Linked DNA regions of Homo sapiens: region 1 is linked to region 2. Evidence: chromatin loops called from intact Hi-C (ENCODE). Cell type or tissue: chondrocyte. All regions are shown on one strand.

Region 1 (2,500 bases), 230 kb before region 2:
CTCAGCTGGGCCTCTTATGTCCCCTGTCTCCTAGCTTCTCTCAGCCCCCAGTGCCCAGCCGGTCATTCTCTGAGTACCTGCCTCCCCCACTAGGTCACTGTCTCCTCGTTCCTCTGGGGTCCCTAAGTGGGAATTGGGGGGTTATACGGAGCGGGCCCCTGGCCAGAGCTTACCTTGTGGGCTGGGCAGAGGCGGGGGTGGAGGGCTCTGGAAGGGTGGGTAGGACGGCTTGCTGGGGAGTGTGGGGAAGGGCTGGCCCCCCGGAGAATGGCTCTGAGAGGATGGGGGCAGCGGCGGTGGCCCCAGCCCCTTCAGGGGGCTGACTATTGGTGAGAGGAGGCCGGGCCCCAACCTGGAGAGAACAGAGGTGCCCATCAGCAGGCAGGGGTCTGGAGGGTGGGGGCCAGAGGCAGGGCTGCTGCGGCTTACACCCCTCCAGCGACGGGGAGCCCACTCACCAGCTGACCTGCTCCGACTTACAATAGTTAGAAGAGGAGCTTTTATTTTTGGTCATGTTCAAGCCAAACTTTTCAATCCTGTAAGCTTTGGAGTCTGGTATTTAGGATAGTCAGCAAGAAACACAGGTAAGAGGCACAACCTTTCCAGCTGAGAGAACTGTGTTCAAACCCCTAATTGCTCCGTTGGCCAACTATTTTGGGCAAGCTGCTCAATGTCTCTGAGCCCTGGTTTCCTGGACGGGCTGCTGGCTCACCACCGGGCACGCTGCAGTGTTCATTACCTGCTGGGTGCCCGGCTCTCTGCCTCGTGCATGCCACTCTGGCCACCTGGACGAGGAGCCCTGGAGCAGCCCATGGCACTCACAGTCAGCATTCACTGAGCCCCTGACTTGCCCCAGGTCCTGGGAGACAGGTGTTCTTGTGTCCTTTTCACAGACCAGAAAACCAAGGCTCAGAGAGCTTTGCCCAAGTTACTCCCAGCCACACAACATCTCAGGGGTTATGGTGAGGGTGACATTAAAGCAATATAGACAAAGTGTGATGTCCAATACATTCTTAGCCACTCCATCAATCATCATCATCATTATGAAGAGGAAGGGAAGAAAAACTAGCAAGTCGGTCCCATGGCCAAGTCGGCATTTTTTTCCTGCACAGTGTACTCTGAGGAACCTTCCGTTTCCAGCCCTGGCCATCTCTCCTCCACTTGCATACCTCCTGTGATGGGGGCTCACCAGTTGCCTTCATACAGAGCCTGAGGGGGATGCAGGCTCTAGACTGTGCACTCTGGAAACTCATGTTCTGAAACAAGACTGCAGTGGCTGAGAGCAGCACAGGTGCCCTGAGCCCAGCCCAGCCCGAGGGCCCACTACCTGGACCACAGGATGCTGCAGGCCAGGTTCCCTTCTCATGCTACCTTCCTAAGCCCCTGGGCCCCGTTCACAGGGGCTAAAATGACTTTGGGATCAATGGCTTGGGGGCTCTGGGGACAAGGCTGAAGGCTCCCAGCCTGTAAAGCATTTATGTACATGGCAGAAAGAGGGAGATAGTGAGAGCTCGGAGTCCCCATTTTCTTGTCTGGATTTGTGGCTTGTTGGACCATCCACATTAAAATATACAGCGAATTCAATGTCACAGCTCCAGGTGACCTCGTGACCCTTGCCCACCCTCTGAGACACCAAGTATTGACAAACAGATCAGTGCCTCTCTGAAGGAAGCAGGGCTATCTGGAAATGGGGAAAGCAGATTTGGAGAGAGGCTGGGGTCTCCGCATCTGTGCTGTGCCAAGTTCCTCTCTGCTCCCTCCAACGTTGGCAGCCCCTCCACTGCCCCTCCAGTCTGCTGTCATCATCCACACGTGTGGGGCCCCCGTCACTGTGAGCTCGCTGAGGACAGGGGAAGCAGGGCCTCGGTGCTGGGTCCCTGGCCCGGCCACTGATACACTGTGGGTCCCTGTCACTGTTTTAAGTTCATGAGACGAATCCTCATCACACCTCCAGGAATAAATTATCATTATCATCATCATTATTTTTAGGCCTGTCTTGTGGGGTGATCAAGTGGGACAGCGTCTTCCTCTATGCACTAGAAACCGTGGACAGCTGTGCACGAGCTGTGTGTTCTCATGACCAGTTCTGGCTGAAGCTGGGCTGGGGCCTGGCCGGAGAGTGGCTCCTCCTTCCTGCAGGCCTGCTGTGTGGTGGCTGCCTTATCCCCATCCCATCTGGGCACCCACAACCCAGCCCTCCCCTGGTTTCCTGAAGCCCCTGTAGGGAGGGCCAGGTCTTGGCCCTTCTCGGTCACCCGGTGCCCAGCGCTGGGCATGGCACACAGTGAAAAACCAATGACACTAATAAATGAGTTTCTGAATCTCTCAGTTGCAAATCCCAGAGATTAACAGCATTGCAGGATTAAGATGAACCAGATATGAAGGGGAAAAAACATGTGTTTTCAAAAGTTTGTTTTTCCTGTCTCACTCCACCATAAATTCACATTTGCCACCTTCACAGCTGGTGAAATTAAACAGAACACAACTCTCTCCACAGCAG
Region 2 (2,500 bases):
TGATGCCTATAACCGTAAAACCCAAACTGTTTTTGTCTTCCTTGAGAATCATCTGGAATGAGAACCAAGAGGTTCCAAATGCAGATATAGTCAAACCCCAAAGCCTTGGTTTCCCCTAAGGGAAAAAAAAAGGGGGGAGGACGAGGACACAGCATCTTAACAATTTCTCCAATTCCTGGTTAATTATCTGTCAGCACGAAACTCATAAATAATGACTCAATAATAATTAACTGTGATGAGAAGAGCATGTTCCTGAAAATCCCAGCACCATCTCCGACTTTGAGCCCATAAGCCATACTGGGACCCCCACCTTCCCGTGGCCAGCTTCACTGGGGGACGAAGGGACTTGCCAAGGAGCTTGTGACCCAAGACTAGGCTGCCGAAGCACCAAGTACAGAAAAGCCATGTTTAAGTTAGGACGTGACTAGGCTGGATTGCTGATGCAGAAAATTTTCCATCAGGAATCCAGAAATCATCTGGTTTAATTAATTCCTCACTTGACAGATGGGGAAACTGAGGTCCCAAAAGGAGAGGGGTCTTGCTAAAGGCCTCTGGGTTTTGTCAGCTGAGGAGATTGAAATACTTCAAACTATGCCTTGAGCTGCTCAGAAACAGATACCAATATATGCGTTGCTATTCGCCCTCATGTATAATAAAATTTTGACAAGTTTCTATGCAAGCTTTATCAGAAACACACAGAAGCAAAATTATGTAAGCTGAGAGCTTTCTATAAACACATTTCCCCAAACGGGGCTAATTGAATTTAAATTAGATGCTTCGCAAAGCAGGCATACTTTCACACTGACAAGCTAGTCCCAAACAATAAGAGAGAAACTGAGGAACTCCGAAGAAAGTTCCACCAAGCTCTCCCGAGCACGCGGTGGCGACGCCGGGCAGCCCGAATCTCCACAGGAGCCGCCAGGCACGTTGGCAGGGCCGAACTCACCCTTCCCGGCGGCGGCGGCCTTGGATGGACCGTAGTCTCGGGGACTGCGGGGCCGGAGGAGGTCGTGGGCGCGCGGTGGCGGCGCAGGCGGCCGGGCTAGCAGGTCCCGCGGGCCCCTGTCCCCGCAGCCGCCGCCACTCACGGTGACCCTGAAGGCCATGTGCGCGCCGAGGCTGGCGGGGCCGCGGTCGGGGCCGGGCGCACCAGGGGCCTCCTTAGGCCTCTTGTCCGAGTGTGCCTCAGCCACCTCGCAATGCATGGCGCCGGGGCGGGGCGCACGGCTGGGGGTCGCGCCGGGCTCCTGGGGAGGGGAGACAGCACAGCCAGTTAGAATGCGGAAAGCGGCCCCCGTATTGTCCCGGGGCCGAGTTTGAGCAGGTCACTGCCCCTTCGGTGGATTGCGCGTCTTTAACATAGGTTAGCACCACGACACCTAGCCCAATCAGAGGTCAAACCCACCTGATTCCACGCAAAAGCCCCCTCGCTCAGGAGCGGTTCGCCCTTCCCTGGTGTGGGGAGGACCCCAGGCCCCCGCGCCGCGGCGCATTACCGCGAAGTCCCACCCAAATCCTCCTCCACCGAAACCAGCCTCCTTTGCACGAATGGTGAAACTGAGGCCTGGAGCGGGTAAGGCGCCTGTTCCGCGTCCCCCAGTGGAACACGGAGCCGGCGGCAACGAGGATTCCCAGAGCAGGGCTCGGGCGAAGCCCCGGAGACGGCTCCGGGTAGGTCACGGGCTGCGCGCTTCGTCGACTCTCCGGGGCCGAGCTGCGCGCAGAAGCTGGGGACCCGAACCCAAAGGCCCGAGGGAAACCCCCAGAGACTCACCCGCGACCACCCGAACCTGGAAAACAGGAGTCCCAAGCTGGGCGCTGAATCCTGCGACGCGAACCCATCACGCGCAGCCGGGACACCCACATTCCTATGCGCAGCGGAGGAATCGAGCCCGTCGCGCGCGCAAACCGGCACAGTGGGCAATGCCCACGCGGCCGCCGCCACACACCCGCACACCCGCCGAGGCACGCCCGGGGACGGACACGCCACCCACACTGCCGCTGGTCAGACGCTCAGCAGCGCACAACCACACAGTCCCACGCTCTCGCCACACGCGCGTGCGATGGGGGCCGCGACAGAGCCTCCCTCAGCCCTTCCATCAGGGGCCCCCAAACTCTCCGTTCCCCTCCGCGCTCCCTGCGCCATCCCCAAGCTGCCGGGGTTCGAGCGTCGCCGGGACGCCAGCCTCGGATCTCGGGCCCCGCACACGCCCCTCCCTCGGCCGCGGGCCGCGCCCCCTCTCACCTCGCAGCGGCAGCTGCAGATCGCTGGGCGCCCGGCTCGGCGCGCCTCCACTGGCGCAGCAGCCCCCGCAGCCGCCGCAGCCGCCGCCGCCGCCGCCGCGTCCTGCGGGGCGGTTCCCCGGGGGACGGGGGCGGGCCCGCGTCTGCCCAACAGCCGCTCCAGCCACTGGCTGGCCGCGGCCGCCCGGCTCAGGCCAATCGCGGCGCGAGGGCGGGGCATCCCCCCCTGGGGGTCTGGGCGGGGCCCGACGCGGGG

The links. Hi-C counts contacts between places; a loop is a spot of excess contacts. Peaks named below come from ENCODE experiments on the same cell type or tissue, not always from the same donor. Only the 100,000 strongest peaks of a DNase experiment are listed, where the experiment ranks them.
Region 1: it touches region 2 in a loop (4-fold over the local background); 2 of 110 quality-filtered maps call a loop at or near these places.

Annotation. Positions count from the first base shown.
Region 1 is chr1:53,509,676-53,512,175 of GRCh38, forward strand. GLIS1 (GLIS family zinc finger 1) reads right to left here. Exons shown (of 11, transcript NM_001367484.1): 9 at 174-352. Among named protein-coding and RNA genes, the nearest start is that of DMRTB1, 52 kb to the left of the region's middle. In chondrocyte, CTCF peaks have their summits at 1,524 and 2,470; no DNase peak of the experiment used is centred here.
Region 2 is chr1:53,736,860-53,739,359 of GRCh38, forward strand. It overlaps GLIS1 (GLIS family zinc finger 1), which reads right to left and starts at 2,305. Exons shown (of 11, transcript NM_001367484.1): 1 at 2,246-2,305; 2 at 947-1,247. The coding sequence starts at 1,205. RefSeq lists an enhancer at 1,721-2,439 and silencers at 2,125-2,294, 2,305-2,500. In chondrocyte, no CTCF peak of the experiment used is centred here; DNase peaks (open chromatin) are centred at 956, 2,006 and 2,462.